Regions from separate parts of the Homo sapiens genome. Here region 1 is linked to region 2. Evidence: chromatin loops called from intact Hi-C (ENCODE). Cell type or tissue: gastrocnemius medialis. All regions are shown on one strand. Links, peaks and the distances in the headings refer to the core of each region. The heading gives the core; the rest is flanking DNA.

What was found. A loop is a pair of places that touch in the nucleus more often than their neighbours do. Peaks named below come from ENCODE experiments on the same cell type or tissue, not always from the same donor. Only the 100,000 strongest peaks of a DNase experiment are listed, where the experiment ranks them.
Region 1: a loop joins it to region 2, with 4 times the contacts of the local background. A loop is called at or near these places in 1 of 110 quality-filtered maps.

What each region holds. Positions count from the first base shown.
Region 1 is chr1:230,848,924-230,865,033 of GRCh38, forward strand. C1orf198 (chromosome 1 open reading frame 198) reads right to left here. Exons shown (of 4, transcript NM_032800.3): 2 at 6,745-6,795. Among named protein-coding and RNA genes, the nearest start is that of C1orf198, 12 kb to the right of the region's middle. RefSeq lists enhancers at 1-3,312, 6,319-7,518. In gastrocnemius medialis, for the core only: no CTCF peak of the experiment used is centred there; DNase peaks (open chromatin) are centred at 13,208 and 14,738; H3K27ac peaks cover 3,900 bases.
Region 2 is chr1:230,712,674-230,726,892 of GRCh38, forward strand. AGT (angiotensinogen) reads right to left here and starts at 1,449. Exons shown (of 5, transcript NM_001384479.1): 1 at 1,413-1,449. RefSeq lists a silencer at 12,670-12,964. In gastrocnemius medialis, for the core only: no CTCF peak of the experiment used is centred there; a DNase peak (open chromatin) is centred at 1,508; H3K4me3 peaks cover 1,310 bases; H3K27ac peaks cover 2,677 bases.

The sequences.
Region 1 (16,110 bases), core at 10,768-14,767, 150 kb after region 2:
GAACTGCAGCCCATCCTGCCCAGGGACCTCATTCTACCCAGGGGGGACCTGTACTGGTATGTGTGCACACAGCACCAGGACAGAGCGAAAAGTGGCTCCAAGCTCATTTTCAAAGACACACCGACATGCAGACCATAGGAAGGCAGAGCCCCTTTTGCCATTTCAAAGTAAGTTTTACTGCTTTTTGCTTCGGTGACTCCACACTGTTGGCCACTCCCCATCTCTTCCAGTCCAGGGCACAGCCTAGACTTTCCTAGAACAAAAGTCCATTTTCTACAGGTGTGGAAAAAGAGCTGGGCTCTTGAGAAAGGAGGTCATGCCAGCCCTCTCCCACGGCACTGAGCAACAGGGAGCCAGGGCTGGCGGGAGGATGAGGCTCATGAAGGGGAGGAACCCATGGGCCATGGGACGCCAACTCATGGGCGCTGGCCACAGACAGAAAGCCGGGGTTTGGGGATGCAACTTAGTGGTCTTCTATAGTCTTTGAGACAGGGGAGATAGGAGAGTCCACAAGGAAGCCGTCCCTCCTGACGGCAACACTGACAGCCCAGCCTCAATGTCCCAAGTGCCCACGGAGGCTCTGCTGGGAGGACTCCCTCCAGCCAGGCCAGGGCTGGGCGTCAGTCACCCCATGCGGGGAACTGGGTCTCAGTTGGCCATGTCTGTTCTAAAAACAGAAGGACCACAACCGAGCCCAGTGTCTATTTTTAACGTCCCACTCACTGAAGAGGAATGTGTAATATTTCAGTAAAAGACGAGTGCAGGCTGCCAAAACTAACTGTTTGGCTTGGCAGCCTCGGACAGATCTAAATTGTTGAGACAAAGGCTACAGAAGCCTTGTCAGAAAAGATCATCATTTACTGGAGCAAATCCTAATACATTCACCAACCACTTAACATCTATTCTTCCCACCTCCCCTCCAAAGAGGGAAGAGGAGGAAGATGAGCAGGAGGATACTAAAAACCTTTAGAATCACAAATTTAGTAGAAGTGGCAGCTGACAGGGACAAACCCAGGGGCCCAAAGAGACGGGGCGTGAACGTAAGCAAACAAACATCCACCCCGTCAGCCTCTAAGGCAAAAAACACCAGCCAGGGAGAACTCAGCTGAGGCCCAACAGGAAATGGGTGCAGAGGTGCACCAGTCCCCAGGGTTGTCAAGGTTAAGGGACAAATAATTGTGTCTGCCATTCTGGGCTCATCATCTCACAGGGACAAAGACGCACCAACAAGGAATTCATCAGCATGATCCCCATTTTTCCTCTATCACAGTGCTTCCTAACGGTAACAGGGAAGAGGGTAACTCTGGAAGCTGCATAGGGCTTAAGAGCCCAGCACTGGGCTTAGGACTGCCTGGTTCACATCTTCACTTTATGCCATAGTTTCCTCATCTGTAAGGTGGGTTGCTGTGAGGATTACACTCTGCAATGCAGGGAGGGTGCTCAGCACAGACCCGGCACGTGGTGAGATTCCTGATTGGGACAACTGTTAAAAGAGGATTTGTGCTGAGTCTGGAGGGCAAGTGGGGCCTTCTCAGGTGGATAGGGGTCAGGGGACGGAGCAAAACACTGAGGTCCAAGAGAACATGGTCCCTGAGGTGGGTGAGAACAGAGCCTGTGGGATGGCAGTGCAGGGCTGAGGGCAGGGCTGAGCGAGTGACGCATCGTCCCACACACATGGAGAGCAGGGAAAGGCCAAGAGCAGGGGCACACAGGGGTCTGCTGTTGTCTCAGGAAGGGGTGAGGCACAGCCCAGAGGAAGGGCAGGAGGGAGGGAGGGGACTGCTGGGCAGAGATGGGGGTCTCGGTGAGAAGCACAGAGACCAAGTTGCGGGTGGGTGGATGCAGCCCCATGGTGTCCTGCCTCTCAGAAGCCCCGTGACTGGTAGTGAGGAGGAACCATTGAGCAGAGCCAATGAATCCTCTATGTCCAGGAACATCCTGCTGGAACAGCCCTTCTGTCCCACCATGGGCAGCAAAGCCCCGAAAGTCACAGATAGACCTGAGCTCCAATTGCTCTCCGCCCACTCGACCTGCCAGGCACCTGACCCCCTGCATCCCGGTGTCCTGACCCACAGCGTGAACAGGGACACCAGCCTCCCAAGGGTGAAAGAATTCAGAGTACACACACATCCCTATCATGGGCACAGCACAGAGGAAGGGCCTGTGCTCATAAATGCTTATGTATCTTCCCAAGGAGGCGTCTGGAAGGCTTCCCTACTCTGGGAATGATCTATATTAGCCCCCCAAGATCTTTTGATACCCATGAAATCAAGGAACCGATCCCCAGCCCAACCTACTTACTGCCCTAATAGGCAGCTGGACATCAGGTGAAGGAAGGGGGTAGCCAGAAAGGAGAAGCAGCCAGACAGCTTGGGGGAGGGGCAAGGCTGGGGACAGGGTCACAACGCCCAGCCAACCAAGAGCCCAGCCAACCAAGGCTGGGGATGGGGTCCCAAGAGCCCAGCCAACTTTGAAGCAGGGCCTGACCTGCCCCAAAGGCATTTTCTCCTCTGAATTCTCCAGCCCAGACCGCCTGGGGAATGTAAAGAATCCTCTCTCCACTCCCTGCCTCCTCCTGTCTGGAGCCTTCTAAGTGCTGAGTTTTTTCCTCTCGAAACAGCAGTAGCATGAGACAGGAATGCAACATTAGGTCCCCACTGGCCCCCTCTCCCCTGGCACGCCTGCCAAGCTGATAGATGAGTGGAAAAGATGACAATCACGACCACCCCCACCCTTCTGGGACAGGCAGGCCTCCCTTCTGTGATGGAAGAAGTCTGGGTAACAGAGGCACCACAGCCACGATCAGCCTCAGAGGAGGCAACCGAGGCAGGGTGGACAGGCTGGAAAACCAGGTGGGTGCACAGCTGCTACTGTGAGGCTGCAGCGAGCTCTCCTGATCAAAGCTGCGTTGCATGGGGGCAGCGACCACAGGTCCCAAGCACAACCGCAGCTCATTCTGTGGAGGTGGAATGGTCATGGGCTGGCCAAGAGAAAGGAACCCATACAGAGGTGCAGCAGTTGGGTGAGAAACCAAAAATCCCTGCGATTCTTAACTCTGCCCATGGCCATGACCTTGGGTCAGGCTTACCCTTGTGTAGGTAGATTCGTCAGGGGATGGAGAAGTCAGAGCTGGGCACTCTGCTGGCATCCACTAAATGTCTGTTGAACTGAATAGCTGAAGAAGGGCATGAGGTTACATCTACCCAACATGTGTACAAATTTGGGTTAAACGTATGGAGAAAATGACTGGAGTGACTCGGTGGCTATAGCTTTTGTGCTGAGTGAGATTTGCCACCAAACACAGCTGTCCACTCACTGAGCTGTTGTTCGAGCACAGAAGTGGCATATGCTCAACTCTGGGCCTGCAGCATAATGTCTGACATAAACGGGGTATACAATAAATATCTACTGGAAAAAAAAAATCAATGAATGATTTCAGAGACAGAAAATAGATGGTGGCTGCCATGGGCTAGTGAGAGTGGGGGGCAGTCATTCTTTAATGGGAACAGAGTTTCAGTCTTGCAAGATGAGTTCTGGAGGTGTGGATTAGCTTGACTTAATCATTCCACAATGTACACACGTATCAAAACATCTTGTTGTACATCATAAATATACACAATTTTTCATTTGTCAATTAAAAAGTAATAATTTTTAAAAAGAGTTCTCGAGATGGATGATGGTGATGTTTACACAAAAATGTGAATGTACTGAATGCCACCAGACTATACACATAAACATGATTAAGATGGAAAATTTTATGTTGTGTGTATTTTGCCACAATTAAAAATAAAACTTAAAAAAATCAATGAGTGATTAATTAAAAATGGAAAGAAATGGCCAAGGTTAACCAAGGAATGAATGACATCATACAATCTTAGATTTAAAATGGGTGCAAACTCTCTGCAGCTCTTCTATCAAGAGGTGCAATCTCTTTCCTCAAACATTGAATCTGGCCCAGCTTGTGCCTTGATTTGACCAGCAGAACAGAGCAGAAGTGATACTATGCAATTGCCCAGCCTAAGCTTCAAAAGAGTCCTCGTAGGCTTCCGTTCCCGCACACGGATCTCTCCACCTCTGTGTGAAGAAGTCCAGGCTGGCTTGCTGGAGACATGTGGCCCAGCTAACAGCCAGCACCAACCAGACACGTGAGCAAGGTTCTCAGAGCACCCAGCTCCCATCAGGCGATCAGATGACACATAAGTGATCCCAGGCAAGGCCAACGGAAGAACAGTCCAGCTGAGCCCTGCTCCGATCATTGACCCACACAATCATGAGCACATAAAATGCTGCTTCAAGCCATTAAGTTTGTTATGCATCTATAGAGAACTGATAGAGTGAGGAAGGCATCAGTTGAGAGGTAACAAGAAATGGGGTCCAAGTCTCCCTCCAGTCCTGCAATTGGAGATTAGGGGGTCCTACCTTCACTAAAGCCACCTCCTGTTTGTGGCTCTCCAATGAAGATCTTATAAGCCTTTAAGTCCTAAGAAGAGTTTGGCAAATCTCTTCAAGCAGGATGGCAGGGCACTCCAGGGTTAAGACAAAGGAGGAATGAGTGATGGGCTTTTTAAAACTCGGCACTGCCTAGTGAAGAAGGAGGAAGGGACAGCTCCCTTGCTCTCTGAGATACGCTCTATTTTGCCCCTAGACGTTTCTAATAGTAAACTATAGTAAGTCTGACCTCGAGAGATCAAACAGGAAGGTGAGGACACAGAGTGAGCCCAACAGTTTGTGAAACAAACTGGAACTCTAATCTAACAGGAGTATGAAATGAAACTGCCAACTCTGAGCTATGAAGACTACACTTTACTAAAAGGATGCAATTTCTGATGGGTGACACATATTAACCAGATTTTAGCAAGCTTCCTCAACTTACACTGGTTCCTAAGGGACCAGATATGCTGGCATCTGTGGACAATGAGCCTCTCAGCACAAGTGTGATTCAAGTGGACTGTACTTGCTCTCTTTTTTCTCGAGATCTTCGCCAGGCACCTGTTTCCCACTCTGGCCCCAGCAGCTGTGCTTGTATCAGTGGCCACTCCAGGAGCTGCACCACCTTGTCCCAGAATGTCATTTATGCCAAGTTAATAAAAGATGAAATGTCCTGTCCCACAAATAGCTGATTCAGGAACATTTAACAAGCTAAATTCTTAAGAGAACAGATGTTCTCGTGGGGAACATGATGAGCTTAGGTCTTAGGACACTTTAACTATTTTTTACTTTCCTTTGCCTTTATCACTATGATATCTTCAAATATAGACCCAGTCCAGGAAAATCTGCACTGCTTTCTGGGTCACCATACCCAAGGCTGCTCATTTCCAACACACAGAGAATCTATCTGGCTATTACCACTAGATATCATCTATAGGATTAGTACTTCTCACAATTACCCATTTTGGGAGCCCATAGAAGAGGAATATTGAGGGCCCTGGCTAAGAATCAATGTAATGATGCACTTTTTACCCACTTATGACTTCCTTTGCAATGTCAGTAGACACAGGATCCAGTGTTGGATTTAGAAGCTATTCCAATTGCAGGCGGCTCCTTAACATCTTGTGCTCTCTCCCAAGACAGTGCTGGTCACCCCTGCAACCCGTACCCGATCCCTAGGGAGACTACATTAATGCCATGCCTTCCCCAAAACCACCTCTTAACTCTAACACTCATCTCAATTGTCCCACGCTCCCACGCCCTGAGGCCAGCTCACTTCACCCAGGGCAATCGGCAATAGCTTACTAAATACTGTCTGTGTGCCAAGAACAGTGTCAGCTGTCCTTGTGTCCATCTGAACCCTTGGGCAATATTTCATTTTAAGACACAGTCGCCAACATGAGGGCCTCTCAGGGTCCTTCATGAACCACTCTGGCCCACCCTCCTCATAGGTCTCCTGCTGGGATGAGGGCTCTGATCAGCAATGATGTGGACAAGTGAAAAACCAAAAAACAAGTGCCTTGAGGTATCAGTATTTAAAAACCCTGATCTGCCCAGCAGTCCGAGCCCTATTCCAGGCTCACCACCGTCTCTGTCTGTAACACACTCTCATGACGTAAAGAACCCTCCAACACACATCACCAAATGTTCCAGAATTCAGAAAATCTTGGTCTTTTATTTCTGTCCCTTGGGTTAAAGACACCTGTCTTTTAGTCATTTTGCTTATGAATGTACTTCTACTGGGGCAACTTAGGAGATGGGGAAAATGAATTAAAATCAGTGAAGCTTGATGCTCTTAAGCAACTCTGGTGATGATGATGATAATGATGAGAAGAAGAATGACTGGGAGACAGAATTAGTGATCCACGTTGGGATGAATTAGCTAAATGGATGTCTATGTCTATCAATCAGCTCGTCACCTCCCATTTGCTCAAAGCTTTGTCTTATGGGGCATCTCCCATCAAGGTGCTAAGTGCTGGGAACCAGAGGTATGAGCAGAGACAGGGCCCCCAAGAGGGCTGGCCCCCTTAACCAAGCTGGCCGGGAGTCCTAGACAATGGGCATCATGGGGCGTCATTGGACCCTGGCAGAAAGCACTACTACTTTGAACTCACTATCACCAAACCACACACAATAGTTTCCTAATTCCTCACCATGCTCCTCCCATCCCCTCCTTTTCTACCAACAATGGACACATCCCCTGCAGCCTGGCAGTCAGGGGGCTGTCTTCTGAGTCCATCAAATGCTGAAAGAAAAATATACAACTACTCAGTTCTTTTTAAAAGAACAAATAGATCTAAATTTAATCCAACTTACCTTTGTTTCCCAGGAGAAAGGGGCAGAGTGCTCATCTTGCCAAGTTAGATCCTGAAATAAAAAATCGAGAATAAGTCTGAAATTCAAACCCAGACATACCCCATGCAAATATCCACCCAGGACCGTGGGGGAACCAAAACTTAGGAATAATCCCAACTCCTGGCTCTAAACAAGCCTGATGCTTTGACACTCTCAATATAATGCGCTGACCGTCTTGATCAGATTGCTCCCTCATCTTTCCCGCTGAGGCTGCCAGACACTCCCCTCCCCAGCCAAACAGACAACAGGGAATGCCGGTGAGGCCCCCCAATGGACTCAGACAGATGAGATGAGTAGGAGTGGATGAGGGCTTGATGGTCTCAGCAGAATCAGGCACAGACTCAGCCCTGAACAATGATTAGCTGTGTGGCCATGGGAAGATGACTCAGCCTTTTTGAGCCTCAGTTTTCTCATTTGTAAAAGCAAAATGATACTTCCCTTGCAGGGCTGTTGTAAGGATTAAATGAGGTAATCTGGGAAAAGAACGCCAAGCCATAATCTGCCAGTCAATGCCAATACAGGAGCTCCCCTCCTCCCCAACAGGCCTACCAGAGAGCTCGAGGGCATGGATCAGCAGAATCAATGAAGAAAAACGCCAATGTAATCCATGTGACTAATTATAACAAGAACTCTGAAATCACTCCCCACCCCCACCAAACAGAACAGGACAGAAAGAGCCCTATAGAACAATCACTACGAATTTGACCTTGGATCCAGTATGTTTTGTTCACTGGCCTGCACAAATGACTTGGGGAAGCCACCTTTCCTTATATCCCACCCTCTACCCGCAGTTATTCCTGTGCTAGCAAATGTCTCATCTGTGTCCAGCTTCGATTGGGTAACTTTTGTTTGTTTGTTGGTTTGTTTTAAGAGATGGGGTCCCAGTATGTTGGCCAGGCTGGACGCAAACTCCTGGGCTCAAGGGATGCTCCTGCCTTGGGTGTCCAGAGCAGCTGGGACTACAGGTGTGCACCATGTCTGACTGCTTCTACTGGGAGCATATTTTCAGAACAAAAAATCAGGACACATTGGGTGATACAGGCTAAAATGGGATAAAATATTTTAAACGGAGATCATATCCATATCTCCCCAAAACTCCAGGTGATTTATGTCCTTCCGTAAGTATCCCTGGATAACTGTCTTCTTCCCACCCATAGGTACACCGACTCTGCGCCCCTAAGTCAAGGGTCTGGCTTCCCTCTCCTCTACAGGGCAAACCAGTTCTGCCCACAGACCCTCTTCTTTCAGCTTTTGACAGAGCCTCCGCCACCCTAGCTTAGCCTCAGACACTGGGGGCAAATGCCAGGGCCCACGCAGGGGGAGTGCCTCACCAACACATAAGTGTACACATTCAGCCTTCCAGACCCCGAGTGTGCGTTCTCTGTGCAGACGCCTCCTAACATGAACAGCCAGTGGGAGGTCAGTCTTTGAACTCAAATAACGAAGGCATGCCAGGGTCTGGGCAGCTGAAGGCCTATTCCCAAGAAGCGGGGACAGGGAAGGAAGTGTGTGATGACTCCCCAGCACAGCCCAAGCACGGCCAACCCTAGATGACAGGGGCAACACAGCAGGGCCTTTGTCCGCTTCTCTATCCCAAGTGCCCGGAAGACTCAGCGACTGCCCGTAGCGGACGCTTACTCACTCTTTGAGAATATGTGAATAAACAAACTCTGCACAAGCCCGGATCCTTTCACAGGTTGATTTTCCCCCACAATCACCCGCTCCCAACACTCACACTCCCCCAAGACTTCCCAATGTGGGGGCACAGGCTCTTCACAGCTCTTGGCCCCAGGAGGAAGAGCCAGCCATCAACAGGGTAGAGATCTGGTTCTGTGTCCTGATGGCTGTGCTGTGTGCCTTGGCTCTGTGCAGTAGAGGCTGGTACATTTGTGGCACAAATACTTCACATATGCTGGGGATAAAGAGCAAGGAAAACCCAGAGAGGAGACTGTCAAAAGGCCAGAATCCAGGTCTTTATTTTCCCAGGACAGCATATAAAAGGACTAAATATATTTATATCAGGAAAAAAAACACCACTAACAAAGATACTAGGTATAAATATTAAGAATTACAAAAGTGAGGGAAAAGCCCTACAAACTGGGTTAAGCTGCATTAAAGTGTATCAAACAGTCAGTTCTGAGAACCACATAGTGTGTGCAACTAATGACCATGTGCACAGTAAGATGACCCCCATCCTCAGAGTGTTACAGTCACTGTCCTGTAATGGTATTTGCTTATGATCCTGACTTCTGAACTGATTGGTATGCAGTGCCTCATGGCTGTCAAGCAAAACCTTTAAAAATGAGAGGAACCACTGCCTTTTTGTTTGGAATTTCAGTTAAACTCAAGTCACTTCCCAATGCACAAACTTCATTCCTCCAAAAATGGAAATGGATGCCTGGAGGAATGTGAGTTACCAAGGCTTTGTGATTAGATGTCTCCTAGCAGAGGCAGAGGGCCAGCCTTCAGCTCTAGGGGGCTCCTTGTCCACGTCTCTGTGTGCATGCTAGGGGTACAGTTGAGCTAAATAACCAAAGTCCCTAAAATCCTCAGAACCCTCTGAGTTCCGTTTAGAAGCAATCAAACCAAGAAGGGCTTTGTTTTCACATGGGAAAAATAAAAGAGGCTGATGGAATGTAAGTATCATTTATTCTAGTTAATCATTCATTAACTCTTCGTGAATAAATGATCTCTGCACAAGCCTGGATATTTTCACAGGTTGATTTTCCTCCCCAGCCTCCACACCCCACACTCACACACCCCCTAAGACTTCACCGGCTCTTCACAGCTCTTAGTTCCAGGAGGAAGAACCGGCCATCCACAGGGTAGAGTAGAGATCCAGCTTTGGATCTTTCGAAAAAGGTAAATGGAAATCAACTGGCAAAGGTGCTCCTTCCATCCAGAATCAGACAGGCCACTGGCCACCCAAATGGAAAGAGGAAGTGCATGAACACCTGCGGGGCAGGCAGAGGGCAGGACCACTGACTGGCCAGGGTGGGGCATGATGGAGCTGGACTCCCCTGTTACTCGATATGATTCTAAATATTAATTATATACCTTAAGTCCCTTTGAAATCTGCAAAGATTAAAATAATAAGGCTTTTGGCTTTGGAAGGTGGCTCAATACAACACTCTGAGGAACGAAGACTTAGCCCAGAGCTTGGGGACAGTCAACTCTCCAGTGACTGCAACCCATATTAGCTGAAATTCCAAGGGGGTCACAGGAGGAGAAAGGGTCACACTGTGATTTCTCCCCTACTTAGTGTCGAGTCAATAGTCTTCTGTTTGCTCCAGCAAGAAATGAAGTCAAGGGGCAGATTCCTTGGGTTTCTGTAATTCTGAGCTCATAAAAAACAATAAAGTGCTTAACAAAAATAAACATGCCAAACAAAAATGTGATGGAAGCTCTGATGTCAGCCGTGGACTGCACGCTCTAGCCACAAAAAAGCACTGGCGGCAAGAACAGGCTCCCTGGGCTGTTGGATGCAAATGGAATCAGAATTGCAAAGTGGCGGCACCCACTCACACGCATACAATGCTGTCCTTTCTTCTACTCCCATGGTGACCAGCCTGCAACCAAAATGAGGCCAGGCACATGCTTTTGGACCAATCACATATGCTTTTTCTAGGACTGCTTGGAAGGCTTTCCCACCCCCCTCTCTGGCGCCTAGGATCTGAAATCATCTAAGTGTCAAAACACATCTGTTACTTAGGCCACACGACAAGAGAGTGGGCTTCATTGTTGGCCAGGACTTATCCTCAGAGTCAAATTCCGTAAGAGGCATCCATACCAAATGGGCAGCACTGAATCTCTCCAGAAACAATGACTTCTTTGGAGTGCAGAACAGAAAGATGCCCCAGGTCACCAAATCCCAGAGCAGAAAGCCAAAAAGCAGGGGGGAAGCTATAGAAAGCCACCAGAAACACAGAGCACTTGGCAATTATCAGAGGCCAGCGCTACATGTAAGAGGCTCTGCCAGTCCCCACGCAGCTCCAAGGACTCCGGGATAAACACACACACAAACAATCTTTTTCCCTAACATCCCAGAGACCTTGAGTATTTGCTCTTCTCTGGGAAATGTTCATTCAATTCAGTGTGCACCTCCTAAATCCTAAATGAAACAGAATTAAAAATAATAACATATATTTTTTGCTCATAGTGCTGGAATACATGTTTGCATCATATCGCCAGCGTTTACTTCTTTACTTGTTGATAAAAAAAATGGATACTGGAGGGCTTAAGAACTCTGTGGTTCCTAGACACTTTTATTTTTGGAGGCTGCAAGGCTGCAACCAGAGGTGTGTTGGAGCAGGCCTGCACCAACTAACGAGAGCTGATTGTAAAATTTTGAGGAATTTCTTGAACCTGTTGTTAAATATCTTGTTTAACTGCTGTGATTAAAAAGGTGAATTATACAAACTTGCAATTAAGTCCATTGTATTAAAAATAAAGGTAATATACTTCACACCCACAAGGATGGCTACTATCAAAAAGCAGATACTGGCAAGTATTGGTAGGATGTGGAGGCACTGGAACCCTTGTGCACTCTTGGTGGGAATGTAAATGATGCAGCCATTATATAAAACGGTTCGGCAGTTCCTCAAAAAATTACACATACAATTACCATTTGTTCTAGCAATTTCATTCCTAGGTATACACCCGAAAGAACTGGAAGCAGGGGCTCAGAGATCCTTATACCCCGATGTTTATAGCTGTGCCATTCACAATAGCCAAAAGATGAAAGCAACCAGGTATCCACTGACAGATGATGAATGCATAAACAAAATGTGGTCTATCCATCCAATGGAATATTATTCAGTCTTAAAAAGGAAGGAAATTCTGATACATGCTTCAACATGGATGAACCTTGAAGACATTATGCTTAGTGAACTAAGCCAGACACAAGGATAAAAATCATGTGATTCCACTTATATAAGGTACCTAGAGTAGGCAAAATCATAGAGACAGAAAGTAGAATAGAGGTTATCAGAGACTGAGGCCAGGAAATGGGGAGTTATTGTTTAATATATACAGAGTTTCATTGTTTAAAGGATATAGTTTCACTTTAAATAATACACGAGTTCTGGAAATGGATGGTGGTGATGATTGCACAACATTGAGACTGTACTAAATGCCTCGGACTATACACAGAAAAGTGGTTAAAACGGTAAATTTTATGTTGTATGTATTTTACCACAATAAAAAGTCATGGAAAGACATGGAGGAACCTCAAATGAATATTATTAAGTGGAAGAAGCCAATCTAAAAAGGCTACATATTGTATGATTCCAGCTATATGATATTCTGGAAAAGGCAAAACTACAGAGACAGTAAAAAGATCAGTGGCTGCCAGAGCCTGGGGGGCGGGAGGCATGAGCAGGTGGCACACAGAGGATTTCTGTTAAGGCAATGGATCCCCTCTGTATGATACCATCATGGCGTATACCTCCAAGAGCGACCCCTAGTGTAAACCAGAGACTTCGGTTGACAATGATAAAAACAATGCAGGTTCACTGATTGTAATCAGTGCACCACTCTGGTTTAGGATGTTGGTGGTGGGAAAGGCTGTGTGCATATGCACGTCTGTGTGTACATTTTGGGAAAGGTCTGTGTGGGAACTCTCTGTACTTTCCGCTCAATTTTGCTGGAACCTAAAACTACTGTAAAAACTGAATTTTTTTAAAGTGTGCCCCCCCCAAAAAAAGTAATAAACACTAGAAACTCATCATTTCAATACAGTTACTATTATCCATGGTCTTAAGGTTGTTTGCATCCATTGTATGTGTAAGGTGGAAATACCATATAGCGCGGTGCCCAGATATGCATCCCGTGAGTCACGCCAACAGCGTGCAACGGGCCATGGTGGAGTATCTGGTCATGGCAACCAGCAAATGCTAGAAGTCAGGGCTAGTTCGCCTCACTCCCCCAGAGCCGGCTCCAGCATACCACAGGCTACAACCATAACAAACATCCTGATATTCATCACATTCTGCAAGTGTTTCTGGTGTGTGGATGGATAGCGCCTGCAGAGGGAGCTGTCCAGCATGGGGGCTCCCTTAGGGCCTCCACAAGCTGTTCCAGGAAAAACAGCTAGGCGGGGAGTGAGGGGCTTTCTGGGGTGATTCTAAAACAGCATCAGGATCTTGGAACACGGCAACACGCGTATTGATGCCAGAAATGGTCATCGTCTTCCTGAAATCCATAAATAAGGAGAGTTTCTGGTTGACACCTGTGGCATCTTGGCTTGAAGGTAAGAAATGTAAACTGAGAAATTCTATAAGCTAGAGAAATAAGGCTTAGAGAGCAGAGCATGTGAGCAGGACAGAAAGTCCCATAGGTTGCAGAGTGTGTCACCCTGTAGTGATGCCAGGTGGCCTGGCCATCTTGGTTCATCCAGGGTGGAACACGTTGTTCCTGGTGAGCTGTGTCGTGCCCATCACTCCCTCAGAGATGCCAGAGCCTGTCCTGTGGATCAACTGTAAGGTTTAATTACCGAGTGACAACACTGGTTGTTGTCACTGATAATGACAGCACCCTGGACATGTTGACCAACTGAGGGCCTCCCAACCACAGCTCCATGCACAACTGTGCTTCTGCTATAGTTATTTCTATATTTATTCCTCCACAAATAAATATATTACAGGAGTGAGGTAATCACATTCCTTGGCATTTACCCAGATGAACTGAAGACTTACGTCCACACAAAAAACCTACACACAGATGTTTTACTCATAATTGCCAAAACTTAGAAGCAACCAAGATGTGTTTCAGTTATTGGATAAGTAAACTGTGATACATCCAGACAATGGAACATTATTTAGCAAGAAAAAGAAATGAGCTACCAAGCCATACAAAGACATGGAAGTACCTTAAATGAGTATCACTAAGTGAAAGAAGCCCATCTCAAAAGGCTGCATACTGTATGAATCCAACCATATTACATTCTGGAAAAGGCAAAACCATGGAGACAGTTAAAATATCGTTGGTTGCCAGGGGTTGGGGGGATGGAAGGATAAGTAAGTGGAACACAGAGAATTTTTAGGGCAGTGAAACTCCTCTGTGTGATATTATAGTGATGGGTACATGTCATTATTCATTTGTCAAGATCCATACAGTGGACAACCCAAGAGTGAACCCTAAACTATGGACTTTGGGTGGTAACGACGTGTCCATGTACGTTCATCAGCTGTCACAAATGCACCACTGTAGCGTGGGAGCCAGAGAGGCAATGAGAACTTTGTACCTTCTGCTCAATTTTGCTGTGAATCTAAAATTGCTCTAAAAAATTAAGTCTATTCAAAAAGAGGAGAGTAAGGAAGAATGATTAAAATATGTTCTTTTTTTACCAACTGCTTATTTTCAGCAAGCATTGTTTACATATTTATGGAATCCATGCTTTTCCCTTTGACTTGTAATATTTTTAACTCTGCTGAGATAAGGGGGTTTCCATAACTGGAAATACAACACTGCAGTTGCAAAGACAGAAAAACAGTCCTGATTTAACCATGGGGCATGTTTTCCACCATGAATACGAATCCAGAAACTCAAGCCTCCATAGATTACAGCAAAACAAAAACTCAGCATGAGCATGGTAATGGAAACAGGATACAGAGTAGGTGGAGGAAATGCTAAAGAAATGAGCAAAATATGACAGGAAGTCTAAACAAATAGGTCTCATCTTCCTTCATTTATTCAGAAGAAGAAGAAGAAGAAATAGATATTTTCTCCAGTACTATGGGAATCCCTTGCTTAGAGTGTAAAAGTGACTCTTATCAATTAAAAGATGACTCCACACCTGTCGCCATGCTTCCTGCCCTCCCTCCCCGCAGGTCTGTGACCAAGTCACTTCATTTCTTTGCTAAACCTGTTCCCTGGCTGCCACTGGGCCACCCTCCCACAGGAGCCAGCAGGCAGAGGTGCCTGGGGAGGAGAGGCCTAAGCTGCTGCCTGAGCTCCCAGGGCAGCAGGCCACGTGCTACTCAGGGCAGAGAACCCACAACATAAAAGGGAAGCTCACAGAACAGGCCCGACCGCCCTCTCCTCTCAGCCCGTGGAACTGGAATTGAAGCAGGGCCATCTCAACTCCTGCCCAGGGCCCCAGGTAGAGGGACTCAGAAAACCCTGCTATCCTTTCTAAAACATCCATGGATACAGCAGGCACAAGGTGGGAATCATAATTCAAACATCCACCTTCCTTAAAAAATGAGTCCAAAATGCTGAGAAAGCAACTCCCTAATTTTCTTTTTCCTTTTTTTTATTTTTATTTTATTTTTTTAATGTCAGATTTCAAAAAGAAAAGGCCAGTCTACTAAAGGGAAAGGGGATGAGGAAACTTCATGTGTCATTGGTCCTGCATTGAGAGGCCACACAGCAGCCAAACTCAAATCTAACAAAGATGTAAGGCTCAAGAAAGTTCTGAAGCGATTGATTCTACCAGCTGTTTTATAATGCTCCTTCTGCCTGGTTTGAAACTTTTAACAATAATGTACAGGTAAAAACTTTTGTAATAAATTGGTTTATTTTAGAAAGCAAACCTCTAGGCTGGCCAGCACACAGGCCCCTAGGTTTGCAGAAAGGTCTTTTGCAGGTAGCCCTAATGACACAGAGCGGGTGTAGCAGCTCAGCAGTTTGCTAAACATAGGTACCCATAGCCGCCTCTAGCCTAAGGACTAAGAAGCCACAGGCAATGCAGCAGACATAGGGAGGCAAAAACAGCTTCAGAAAAGGAAGCTAAGGCCAAGAGGAATAAGAGAGCAACAGCAAGTCCTCAGGTTCCTGTAGGAGGAGCAGAGATGAAGGCACTGGAGGGACACGGCAGTGGATCATGCCAAGCTGTTGAAGAGGGGACAGAGCTGTCTGGCTCCGGGTTCTTTAAAAATCCACGTTCCACAACATGTGAAACCCCGATTAGGGATATTGAAACACCCTTCTTGCCCAGCTCCACCGTATGGAGAGATGGAAGAGGCAAGTAGGTCCACGCGAACAAGACGCACCAGCTGCCAAAGCTCCCCCAGTCATCTGCTTAGGGCCCATCTGGAGCCAAGAATGTATCACAGAACGCAGAACCCTGTAACTCTCACCATGTACTCAGATCTTGCTAGATCAGTGACAAGAAGATTGGGGGCAGGAGCAGGGAGGAACACATTCCTAACAATTCAGAGGTGTGTGGGGTTTTCTCCTTGCAGATAACAGGAAACAGCAGAAGCAAACAGGGTGATCCCTCTAAAATAAAAACTTTTCCCCTCCCAAACTAAGCCATTCCCGAAACCCTACTGCTGGAGGAAGAACGTGGCAATCAAGCAGCGTGGGTGAAAGACTGTCAAAAGC
Region 2 (14,219 bases), core at 1-4,000:
CTCCTGCTCAGGCAGCGTCTCCAGAGACGCAATTCCATGGGCCATTTTTGAGGCAGAGACTGTCGTTTGTTCTCAGTTGTGATCTGCGGCTGCTCCCTAGGCTGGTTCCAGGTCTGCACGCAGCCGCGTCCTGGGAGTAATGGTGCTCTGGGGTGGCGGGCCTGACACCCTCGCCCTGAGTGCCCCTCCGCCTTCTCCTCTCCTGCCCCTGCCTCTTGGCCAGCACCTGCCCCTTCTATGTCTCCCTACTTCTCCCGGGCTGAATGCTAAAGGTGAAGATGACGGCTCATGCTCCTGTGGTGCCTGCCATTTGCAGGGCACTGTTCTCATATCAACCCCTCTGACCTCACCATAGTCCTCACCTTCCCTGAGGTTTCCCTGATGCAGTATTTCACCCTGCAGCTTTCCCCACCACACCGGGCACTCTCAACTCTCTCATCCAGCTCCCCTTTTCCCTCCTTATAACCCTCTGTACCATGTAGTTATGCACTTATTCTGTCCAGCGTCTTTGTCTGTTTGCTCTGATGTGAATGTGAGCCCCGGAACAGGGTTCCCGCTGTTGTGTTTACTAATACAGCCCACATTCCTAGGATAGTCCCTGGGACCTACTGCATCCTGGAGAAGTAGTTAATGAATTGGTTCATGCTGTTTTGCAGAGGAACAGAGAGGTCCAGTGACTTGTTCAACGTCACACAGCTGGGAAGAGACAGAACTAGGACTCAGAACCAGGCCCCCTGACTCTGTCATCCACGAGCTGAAGCACCAATCTACGCTGCCCTCGAATAAAATTGGAATCTGCCTTTTAGCTTATCCCAAAGCTTAGAAAGCACTTTCATGTTATATTAGTTCTCTTCAGCTATACCAGAGCCCCTGAGACAGGGAGCCCAGGCATCGTTATTAGTTCCATTTTATAGGTGAGCAAATCGAGGTTCAGGGAGATGGTGACCAGCCTGATGACACACAGTCAGGCAGTCTGTCTCGAGGGAGGGGTAGGGTGACCACTCTGGGGATCCCAGCTGGAGACTGACCGAGCCCGGCCCTTCCCTCCAGCCCCAATTCCTGCACAAGCCCTGCTATTCCTCCTGATGGCAAGAGGACCCGGTGGACTCTTGGCCATGATGACTCTGTTCCTGTACCAGTCTGCTCCGTTCCTGAGGACCCTAACTTTTCTCAGCGGAAGCAGGAAGACCTGACCATCTTGTCCTATTGCTGAGGAGGAGCAGCTCCTCCTGTAAGACCCCAGGTGGGCACCGAGTGGGGGAAAGCCCGCGTCCGGATGACTGGTCTTATGAGAGGGGAGAGGTTTTTCAGTCATCACCGTGCCTCCTCCCGGCCTTTTCCTCCTAGCCCACAGCTCAGTTACATCTGAGAGAGACAAGACCGAGAAGGAGCTGAGGGGGCCCCCGGCTTACCTTCTGCTGTAGTACCCAGAACAACGGCAGCTTCTTCCCCCGGCCGGGTCACGATGCCCTATTTATAGCTGAGGGGTGGGGATGGAGCTGTTCCCAGGCTGCCTGTGCACAGGCTGGAGAGGAGGGTTACATCACTTGGCCAGACCACAGGCTGGCCAGAAGGACAGATGCCAGAAGCGACACTCACGCTGGGACCTCTTCCAGGAAGTCTTAGTGATCGATGCAGAGTTTCACTGCTGAACAGAGTGAGCCGGTGCAGGGTCGAGTTACACATTTACCGAAGTTTGCAGGAGTCGGGGCCAAGGTTCCCAGAAACGGGAGCATCTCCCTAGGTGTGTGACAGCCTGAGGCCAACCACCCAGGCCTTCTGACCCAGCCCCGGGAGATGTACCCCCAAGAGGCCACAGGGACATGCAGGCCGGAGGTGCAGAGGGCAGAGGGCAGGGGAGAGTCTTGCTTAGGCAACACGGGGGCCACTTCTGACCCTGCTGCCCGCTCATGGGATGTGTGACCTTCAGCTGCTCCAAAGAGCCTACCCTGTGCAAAGGCCTCTAATAGACACTGGGGAAAACACACAAGCAAGTGAAAAGTGCCTTCTGGAAGTTTCCAGTGTAGCTGGGGAGACTGTTAAACACCAACAATAGCACAGCCAGATTGAAAGACACAAACAAAATGCCTTCAGGATGCAGGCATTGAAAGATGTGCTGTTCTGTGTTTATGCTGTACAAATTGCAAATGGTAAGTTTCACATGACCAGTAAAAGGGTTATAATTCTTATTTTCCTATAGGTAAGACTTGCTTTTGTAGTCATTATAACAGGGCATGACAGAGACCTTGGTGAGAGTCGCCAGAAGCCAGTGATCACAAGTGACGCAGTGGGTGAGGCAGGTTGGGAGTGGTGATGTGTCCAGCCTTAAATACATGGTATTAGGGCACTGAAGGGACAGGAAGGAAGATCCTGCTTCAACACAAGCAGGTTCAAGGAGCCACGGCATATCCACGATGGCAGACATGAAATTACCCAGGAATGGAACATTTAACAACAAAGAGCAGGAAGAGATGGTGCCTGGATATGAGGCAGAAGCTGTACATTCACTGACTGAACAATCAACAAACACACAAATACCTCTTTTTTACCCATTACTCTAAATCTTCATTTAAAAAAATCATATCTCACATGGGCCTGTAAATTCTGAAATACATTTTTTTAATTACTTTGTTCCTATAGATAGGGACTCCTCAAAAATCACTTGTCTGGGGCCCCACAGCGACTTAGAGGTGGCTTTGTCTGAACAGAACATTCGGGCCAGGTACAGTGCCTCGCATCTGTAATTCAAACACTTTTTGAGGCCAGGAGATGGAGGTTACAGTGAGCTATGATTGCACCACTGCACTCGAGCCTGGGCTACAGAGTAAGACTCTGTCTCTAAATAAATAGACAATTTTAATTTAATTTTTTTAAAATAAGAGACCATTCAAAGTGCTCCTGCCTGCGAATGGGTTAGTTGGAACAGTAGAGACTGGGGTCCTAGGCCTGGCTGTGCCACTAACTAGTTGTTTGAGGATCAGCAAGTGGTTTAACTGCAGTAACAAGTCCACCTGGACACAAGGGGGAGGTAAGGATCTAGCACTGATTAAGCAACAACCTTGTGCCCAGTGTTTAAATATTTCGGCTCTTTAAAGCCTCACAATTTGTTTCATTCACTCACTATTCCTGGTGCTCAGCATATGTCAGGGAACAAAACAAAGATCCTGGTCTTTGGGAGAGTTTCCACTGTGCCTGGGCCTCCTGCCTCGGGCCCTTGGAATGATCACTCCATTCAACAGCAAAGATAATAAACAACTGATCAGGTAACATGCTGGAAAGTGGTGTAAAAGAAAATAAAATTTCAGGACCCTCTAAATTTGGCCTCTAAGCAAGCCAAACTTCTCTTAATAATGACACGTTACTGGGGAGAACATAAGAAAATAATTTTGGTTAGATTGGACCCAATAAAGAATATCTGCTTAAACTTGTTGCAAGATTGGTTAAAAGCCCTTAATCCATGCCCAAGGCTGACTATCAGCTGGGGGATCTTCTACGTAAGGCTTTAAAGCTCATTAAAATCAATCAGAAAATTGCTAGAGAATTTTATTGAGAATGTAAATTATTCCCATAAGGAGCAGCCATTCAAACTGACTGCAGACATTTGACCCAGCTCAGATTCAGGCCAGTTTTCTTCCCAGTAGGCACCTTCTGTGTTCATTCCATCAGTGGAAGTTTCTTATGTGTACATTCCATCAGTGGAAGTTAGGGACAGAGCTTATCTGTGGCTAAATGAAGACTGTTGAATGAAAAGCAGAGGTTCTACATAGAAACCAAATAAGCCATCTGATATGGTTTGGCTGTGTCCCCACCCAAATCTCCAATTGTAGCTCCCATAATTCCCATGTGTCATGGGAGGGACCCAGTGGGAGGTAATTGAATCATGAGGGTGGATCTTTCTGATGCTGTTCTTGTGATAGTGCATAAGTCTCATGAGATCTGATGGTTTTATAAAGGGGAGTTCCCCTGAACATGCTTTCTCTCTTTTGCCAGCCACCATGTAAGATGTGCTTTTGCTCCTCCTTCACCTTCCACCATGATTGTGAGGCCTCCCCAGCCACGTGGAACACATAAGTCCATTAAACCTCTTTTTCTTTATAAATTACCCAGTCTCTGGTATGTCTTTATTAGCAGCGTGAGAACAGATACCATCAGTCAGAATCGGATCCAGGAAACCAGCCACATATGGAGTCAGCAGAGCATGATGTATTAGTCAGGCAGGTGCTATTGGGATATGTAGGGAAAAAAAAGAGAGATCAGACTGTTACTGTGTCTATATAGAAAGGGAAGACATAAGAGACTCCATTTTGAAAAAGAGCTGTACTTTAAACAATTGCTTTGCTGAGATGTTGTTAATTTGTAGCTTTGCCCCAGCCACTTTGACACAGCCCTAGATCCCTTAAACCTTGATTTTATACAACACATGTTTTTGTGAGCTCCAGGTTGGGTCAAAGTGGCTGGGGCAAAGCTACAAATTAACAACATCTCAGCAAAGCAATTGTTTAAAGTATAGCTCTTTTTCAAAATGGAGTCTCTTATGTCTTCCCTTTCTATATAGACACAGTAACAGTCTGATCTCTCTTTCTTTTCCCTACAGGGATGATGACGTTTGGGATCAGTTCTACTCTGTGGTTTCTGAGATGAGACTTGGTCTAAACTAGAACTCCTACTTTCCAATCTCTTGACCACCCAGCTAGTCATGGGATGAACACATAAACTCCTCTCTCCAGCAAAACTAAACCAAACCAGGAAAGCAGATTATTTATTTATGTATATGATGCAATCAAACCTGGAACCAGCTGTATGAGGTAAGGAAAGAATGAAGGGTAAATACAGGAATGGGGTTTCCATTTTTTGCCTCTGAGCCAAAACTAATTGTTTCACAGGAGCCTTGTTCTCTGCTGGGATCAGAACTGCAACCCCACATCATGCCTTGGAAGAGGCATGTGAGCCCTGAACATCATTTACTGGAAAGCAGGAAGAGGGGTGGAGCCTACTGTCCTGCATCCCATGATGGATCCTTGAAGTTCCAAGTTTTCCTTGCATGACAAGGACACTTCCCAGCATTTCTGGTCCTCATTGCTGCCCATCTATATCATGGGGGCTGGAACCGGGCATTTGGAGCTCTCGATTTGTAAAATGGGCTCATTAGGGAAAAGTCCATTTCTTTCCAATAAAGAACACTCAAATACAAACAGAATTTTCTTAAGTTGGCTCACATGGGCTTTAGACTCCTGACAAATAAAACAAAATAGTCTGAGCTCCCCCATTTCACCCAGGAGAAATGGCTGTATTTTTGTGTGTTGTTTTAGAGTTGGGGTCTTGCTCTGTCCTCCAAACTGGAGTGCAGTGGCATGATCATGTCTCAAAGAATCCTCCTGCCTCAGTCTCCAGAGTAACTAGGACTACAGGTGCATGCTACCATATCTGGCTAATTTTTTTATTTTTATTTTTTGTAGAGATAGGGTCTTGCTATGTTGCCCAGGCTGATCTTGAACTACTGGTCTCAAGTGATCCTCCTACCTCAACTTCCCAAAGTGTTGGGATTACAGGCATAAGCCACCATTCTCAGCCTGTTCTTTCTTTTTTAATAATAATTTTTATTGTATTTATATAAGGTGTACAGCATGATATTTTGATATGAAGATAGTAAAATGATTATGGTAGTCAAGAAAATTAACATATCCATCATCTCACAGTTACTCATTTAGGTGGCAAGGACACGTAAAGTCTACTCTTTTAGCAAAAATCCCAAGTGCAATGTGACATTTTTAAGTATAGTCCTCATGTTGTACGCTGGATCTCTAGACTTGTTCATCGTATATATCTGCTGCTTTGTATCATTTGACCTACATCTCCTCCCTGCTCTCCTCCTCAACTCCTGGTAACCACTGTTGTATTCTCTATCTCTGTATATTCACTTTAAAAAAAAAAAAGATTCCACATATAAATGAGGTCATGCAGTATTTTCCTTTCTGTATCTGCCTTGTTTCATTTAGCATAATGTCTTCCAGTCATCCATGTTGTAGCAAGCGGCACAGTTCCACACCGCTTTTTTTTTTTTTTTTTTTGTGAGACAGGGTCTCACTTTGTCACCCAGGCTGGAGTGCAGTGGCACAATCATGGCTCACTGCAGTCTTGACCTCCCTGGCTTAAGTGATCCACCCACCTCTGCCTCCCTGGTAGTTGGGACTACAGATGCATGCCATGACACCTGGCCAACTTTTTTGTACTTTTTTGTAGAGACAGGGTTTCACCATGGTGCCCAGGCTGGTCTCAAACTCCTGAGCTCAAGTGATCTGCCCACCTCAGCCTCCCGGAGTGCTGGGATTAAGACATGAGCCACCATGCCTGGCCTTTATGCTTTTTTGAAGGCTGAATAGTATCCCATTGTGTGTATACAGTATGCCAAATCTTTATCTATTCATCTGTTGACAGACAGAAGTCGTTTCCATATCCTGGCTATTGTGAATAATGCTGCATTGAACTTGGGAGTGCAGATATTGTTACTAGGTGTTGACTTTATTTCCTTTGGTATATTCCCAGATGCCTGCTCCTCCTATTGAATCCTTTTAGACATCACCTGATACCTCGGGCAGTGCCCTATGGACTGCTGTTGATTCAGACATAGCTGTCCATGAGCTGGAGGAAAACGGTCATATAAGATAAAGTTCTGGGAAATTTTGTGATTGCAGCACATTTCTTTCTATTTTTTATTATTATTATTATCATTATGTTTTTTTTTTTTTTTTTTTGAGACGGAGTCTCGCTCTGTCGCCCAGGCTGGAGTGCAGTGGCGGGATCTCGGCTCACTGCAAGCTCCGCCTCCTGGGTTCACGCCATTCTCCTGTCTCAGCCTCCCTAGGAGCTGGGACTACAGGTGCCCGCCACCATGCCCAGCTAATTTTTTGTATTTTTAGTAGAGACGGGGTTTCACCGTGTTAGCCAGGGTGGTCTCGATCTCCTGACCTCGTGATCCGCCTGCCTCGGCCTCCCAAAGTGCCGGAATTACAGGCATGAGCCACCACACCTGGCTAATTGCAGCACATTTCAAAAGTTATAACCAAGCCAATGGCTTTTCTTGTCAACAGTTGCAGATTTATAAATAAGAAATGAGTCGTTTACCTCTATCAATGTCAACATTAGCTGACATAATTAGTGAATCCAGTTTCAGGTACTTATGAAAAATGGTGTTATCAAGCAAAAAGTGATTGCTGCCTGATGCACTAGAAGCCAGTGCTATGACTCTGGGTTTTTGACAAAAGAAAAGCTTTCTATTGCAACAGGGGTCAAGCTCAAACCTGTCTCCCTGAGATGGCTTTAAGGCAGGGCATAATTTTATTAGAAAAGGTTTAGGGGGTGGATATTGGGATTGTAGGTGATTAGTGAAAGGAAAGGGGAGGCCTAGAAAATCCTCAGGTTTGCACAGTTATCTCTTCATGTTGCCTCAGGGGTCCCATGAGAAAATTTCAAGGGGTTAATATGAAACACGTGGTAGAAATTCGGGCCGTGACTTCACCAAGCTCACTGTGTGCAAACTCCAGTTGGCCATGGTGGTTCCAACTGATTTCTGCTAGTTTTATCTCACAAGCAGAGGGAGTTTCAGCATTTGAGCAAGTTGTTTCTTACCTTGCAAACTCAAGAATTTCTGTTAGTTACTGACTTCTTTAATCCTTTAGGGCACAATTTCAGTGGTAATAATCTGTTGGAGGCTGACTACAACCCCCTATTCCCTACCCCTTTCCCCTTTGTCCACATCCACAGATAAATTGAGAAAATGAAACACTCACTTTCCTACTAAGGGCAGGAGGAGGCAGCCAAATGCCTAGGCAGATGGGGCGGGTCCCCGGTGAAATCCCGCCTCCAAGCTGAAGACAGTTTAAAGCCTGAAAGCCAAGCTACAACTTAAATCCTTGGACCAGATTGAGAACTTGTCTTCCTGTTTGGTGTGCTTTCCTCTGATTGATCCCCACCCTTCACCTATTTTACATATACCTGTCCTTTCCTAACTGATTTTCTACACTGTCATGCCCACCTTTGAGTAGAGTCTTTGCTTTAACCTTTTTTGCATACTCATAAACCAATCAACACATACTCCCCATTCTGAGTCCATAAAAAGCCCCAGACCCAGCCACATGGGGGACTTTCCCACCTTCTGGTAGGGAGACCACCCCTGCATCCCCTCCCCACTGAAAGCTGTTTCATTGGTCAAAAAAATTCTTCTCCATCACCCTCACCCTTCAGAGTTCAGCACAGCCTCATTCATTCTGGGCGTGGGACAAGAACTCAGGAACTGGTATACAAGCCAGACCTGGCCCAGGGGGGCCGATTGGGTGAGGCACCTCCAGGGACAGGTAGTGTGCCCCAAGCAAGGCCTCCAGCATCACCAGCAAGAGGTCCCTGACTGGCAAAGGGACCGAGAAAAATCCTGCATCACTGCTCTCCTCTGTAACCATTAGTGGTCAAGTAAGATAGTTCTGACCAATGAGACAAACAGAAATCTGTTGAGGGCTTTTGGGAGAGCTTTCTCTGTCCTTTTATCAGCAGAGTCAGTGGCTCAGACACTAACCCTTCTTCCTCCTTCAAATGTTGATGTAATGTCTGGAGACAAAACAGCCATTTTGCAACCATGAGGCAACAAGTGTAAGGACCAAAAGCCAGCAAGCAAAGAATGATAGAAAACACCTGGGTTTTTGCTTGGCATATAGAGTTATTTAAACTAGTACAAATGATTGCCTATCTCTGCACTATTGTGTGAGTACTATTTGCAGCATTTTTAGGCAAGTAAATTAGTACTGCAGAGAGTGGGACACTGCTGTAAAGATATCAAAAAATGTGGAAGTAACTTTTGAACTGGGTAGCAGGCAGAGGTTGGAACAGTTTGGAGGGCTCAGAAGACAGGAAGATGTGGGAAAGTTTAGAACTTCCTAGAGACTTGTTGAATGGTTTTGACCAAAATGTTGATAGAGATGTTGACAATGAAGTTCAGTCTGAAGTGGTCTCAGATGGAAATAAGGAACTTATTGGGAACTGGAGCAAATGTCACTCTTGCTATGCTTTAGCAAAGAAACTGGCAGCATTTTACCCCTGCCTTTAGGATCTGGGGAACTTTGAACTTGAGAGAAATGATCTGAAATAGGAACTTATGTTTAAAAAGGAAGCAAAGCATAAAAGTTTTGAATATTTGCATCCTGATGATGGGGTAGAAAATAAAAGAACCATTTTCTTGGGAGAAATTCAAGCCAGCTGCACAAATTTGCATAAGTAATGAGAAGCCAAATGTTAATCACCAAGACAATGAGGAAAATGGCTCCAGGGCATGTCAGAGACCTTCACCACAGTCCCTCCCATCACAGGCCTGGAGGCCTAACAGGGAAAAATGGTTTTGTGGGCAGGCCTAGGGCCCGCCTGCTCTGTGCAGCCTCTGGACTTGGTGTCCTACGTTCCAACCCCTCCAGCTTAAGCCATGGCTAAAAGGGGCCAAGGTACAGCTCAGGCCATTGCTTCAGAGGGTGCAAGCCCCAAGCCTTGGCAGCTTCCACATGGTGTTGGGCCTGTGGGTGCACAGGAGACAAGAATTGAGGTTTGGGAACCTAGATTTCAGAGTATGTATGGAAATGCCTGGATGTCCAGGCAGAAGTCTACTGCAGGGGTGGAGATCCCATGAAGAACTTCTGCTAGGGCAATGTGGAAGGGAAATGTGGGGTTGCAGCCCTCACACAGAGTTGCCATTGGGGCACTGCCTAGTGGAACTGTGAGAAGACGGCCACCATCCTCCAGACCCCAGAATGGTAGATCCACCTGGCTTGCACCATGCACCTGGAAAAGCCACAGACACTCAATGCCAGCCTGTGAAAGCAGCCAGGAAGGGGGCTGTGCCCTGCAAAACCACAGGGGTGGAGCTGCCCAAGGCCATGGGACCTTGCTGCTTGCATCAGCATGACCTGGATGTGAGACATGGAGTCAAAGGCAATCATTTTGGAGCTTTAAGATTGAATGACTGCTCCACTGAATTTTGGACTTGCATGGGGCCTGTAGCCCTTCTGTTTTGGCCAATTTATCCAACTGCCTGTACCCCCACTGTATCTTGGAAGTAACTAACTTGCTTTTGATTTTACAGGCTCCTAGGCAGAAGGGTCTTGCCTTGTCTCAGATGAGACTTTGGACTTGGACTTTTGGGTTAATGCTGGAATGAATTAAGCCTCTGGGGGACTGTTGGGAAGGCATGATTGGTTTTGAAATCTGAAAAGGCATGAGATTTGGGAAGGGCCGGTGGAGAATGATACGGTTTAGCTCTGTGTCCCCACCCAAATTTCATCTCGAATTGTAATCCCCACCTGTCAAGGGAGGCACCTGTAATCCCCATGTGTCAAGAGAGGGAGGTGACTGGATCATGGGGACGATTTCCCCTATGCTATTCTCATGAGAGTGAGTTTGCATGAGATCTGATGGCTTTATAAGTGCTTGACAGTTCCTCCTTCACACACACTTTTCTCTCTTCTCCAGCCTTACAAAGATGGTGCCTCCTTCCCCTTCCACCATCATTGTAAGTTTCCTGAGGCCTCCCCAGCCATGCAGAACTGTGAGCCAATTAAACCTCTTTCCCTTATAAATTACCAAGTCTCAGGTATTTATTTAGAGCAGTGTGAAAATGGACTAATACAGGCAGTTATGTGCAGCTGAAAAACATTCTTAAATAGCACAACCTTTATTCTCACTTGGAGGCCAGAAGAACATTATTCAAGAATTCAATTCTATTAAGCACAGTATATTTCATGTTGAATTTTGGCTCCCTCTTTGTAATAGGCTTTGCTTTTTACAATTGTTTTAGTTGTTTTGTTTTTAGGGGAGTCATCAAAGTGTAGAGTATAATATTTTCCTAAGGCCAGAGCTTGTCTGCTATACCCAGATGAGGCTAGTAACTCTAAGCCATGACTGAATACCAAAGCTAGTGTCATGCTTTCCTTTCCTGTTAGTTTTTATTTTATCATCTAATATGCTCCATCCATAATTAGTCCTATGATGTGAGTCCGAGTGATTGTTCTGCTTCTATTTTCAGTAAGATAGGAAAAATGGTTATCTTCTCTTTGTCCACTCTCAAGCAGTTTTATGGTTCTTAATTTAAGTCCACAGGGTATTGAGCTCCTCTAAGAAAATTGTATATGAGCCTGGTGATATATGCATTGTTGGTACACAGAGCTTTGTATAACAGCTGTGATCCTGAAAAACTGGACAAAAAGAAAAACTTTTCCAATGTACATTCCAGGAGCTCTCTATTTATGGTAGTTCATGGTCAACCTGGCAACTAAAGAATACTCTTACTAAACAAATAATAGCATGAACATTTATCTGTTCCAAGGATTGGCAAACTACAGCCCATGGGCCAAATCTGGGCTGGACCACCATCTGTTTGTGTAAACAAGTTTTATTGCAACACAGCCATGCTCATTAGTTTATGAATAGTCCAGGATGCTTTTGTGCTACAACAGCACAGTTGAGTTGTTGCAACAGAGAACATATGAACTGCAAAGCCTGAAATATTTATTACATGGCCCTTTATAGAAAAAGCTTGCTAACCCCTAATCTATTCTGTTAACTCAGATTGTGCATGACAGAGGAGTTAGCTATAGACTTATATATTGTCCTTTCATTTAAAAATTAGCTTTAGAAACATCTACTGTATTTACAACACTTATTTAATGTATAATTTTATTATTCCATTCCTGTATGAAGGGATGACTATACTGGGAATTCTGAATATAATGACACCAAAATAATTAGACAATATGTTTTATCCAATCCATAATGAATATTATAGGTAGAAATAGTCACTTTTTCACCAATCGAAAACTGATTAAAAAGAATATTGCTGGCTAGGCACAGTGGCTCACACCTGTAATACCAGCACTTTGGGAGGCTGAGGTGGGTGAAACACTTGAGCCCAGGAGTTTGAGACCAGCTTCAGCAACATGGCAAAACCCCATCTATACAAAAAATACAAAGAATTATCTAGGTTTGGTGGCACGTGCCTGTAGTCCCAGCTTCCTCAGGAGGCTGGGGTGGGAAGATCACCTGAGCCCAGGAGGTCAAAGCTGCAGTGAGCCATGATCATGCCACTATACTTCAGTCCGGGTAACAGAGTAAGACATTGTCACAAACAAACAAACAAACAGAATATTGCTGGCAAAATTTAGATGTGCAGAATTTGAGCCTGAGACATTGGACTTGACTACAGCAGGGGAAAAATAAAACAAAAGGAAACTTTGGATCTGGCCATAAAAGAAAACTCACAGTAGCAGAAGCTATACTCAGGAAAATCTGATGGGGACAAAAATCAATTGATTAATTAGCTCTTTATTATAAGCTTTAAATGGAAAAGAATCTATCCTGATGAAAATTACTTTTCAGAAATAAAAATAGAAAATGTTTCATTAACTTTTAGAAAAATAAAAATGATTTAACTACACTACATAAAAATTGATTAAGGGATTAAATTGGTTTAATGGATTTTATTCCAGAAAATACTTTTTTGATGAAAATTCATCAGCAGCCACATAAATCTGAGTAAAATACTGTTATGTAAAATGTGAATTATCCAATGTCCTCAGTTTGTTTTGACGGGGGATGCATCCCTAGTTCAGGGATGGCCCCGGGCAGGCCTAGGGTGCTATTTCCATGTCAGTAGAGGGAAGGACCATGAAAGTAGAGACACAAAGTACCGTTTCCAAGTCTGTTATCTCCATTCAGACTTATTTGCCCTTATACTACTGCAGCAACATGTCAGTGGTCCGAACTTTGTGTGTTTGCTTTGGCACTCAGGGTTGGGAAAAGTCTACAATGAAGAGTTCTGCTCACCATTTAATAAGTTTAGATAAGAAACAGCTATCCAAATGGAAAAATATTGTCATCCTTTTCCCACCGAAGCCCCATAGTTGCAATGATATAAATATTGCTCTTGTGGGACTGAAATGCTATCTTTTGCGAAAACTGAGTTCTAGAAATAATATTTATTTAATGTTCAGTTCTTCTACAGAAAACATTGCAAAGAAATTTGGAAAGAGAAATATCAGTTAATGCCTTTCTACTGCAAAGAGAAGTAGAAGAATTCAGAGTGGATCCAAGAGGCCAGTCATGGTAGGACTGCTAGGAAAGGCTCCCAACCAGAGCCAGTAGGACAGTAGTCACTGGGATTTCTGTCACCATTAGGGCCTCCTGCCAGCCATTCCACAGAGACCTAAATGACTGAACATCATCATGAAGAGAAGTGCCCACAACAACTGCTTTGCTCACCTTAATGATAAGGATCAACTCTGCCTTATAAATGGTTCAGTGGAAATGATCAATTCACAATGTCTGGGGCTGGTATTTCTCTTAGGGACAAGGCAGTGTGTGCTATTTAGACTGCAAAATTGGAATGACTTCACTTGGCATCACGGCAGCCAGAGCCAACTTTGAATGGATCCCTGGATCTTCCAGGTGAATGGAATTTAACAAGCACAATAATAAACAAGTTATTGATGACTATGTGCCAGGACTTGTGTTAGACACTTTATATGCAATGTTCCATCTTATTCTCCCTAAGACATAGACAGTGTTATTTTCCCCCATTTTATTGATGAAGATGACAAAGAACAGAGAAGACAGATCTCAGTTAGTTAGGGAGCCAAGATTTGAATCCAAGCATTTTGTCCTCAGATACAGTTTTTAAACCAGCAAACCTACTGAAAAAAAAGTCTGAATGTCATTCCAGTCCTTCCATACCCCTTCACCCATAGGTGTCATTTTTGTCATCCTAATCCTCCAAATTTAAAAACTAAAAGAACCAAAAAAAAAAGACTTCACCTAAGATCCTAAGATGTCACTCTACTGGCTAAGGTGGGAGAGGGCTCTATTTGGCTTGCATTTACTATGTTTAAAAAAAAACATAGTAAGCATAGCTTATTGGATGACTTATATCACTTCATTACATCCTTAATCAATAGTAGGGAGTCTAATGGGTGAATGAATCTCTTCAATCATCCTTTCCAAGCATCTCTCCTCCAAAACTCAGAGAAGAGTCTTAATTCAAACTGGGAGAATCATGATCTGGAGAGGAATAACACTTAAGTGCCATTCATCTCATTCTTCCTCCTGTCTGCAGATTTGTCTAAACCCAGCAGGGCTTCCCAAAAAAGCCAGATGCTATGTCTCCCCAACCATTTGCTTCCCACCCCACACCACTC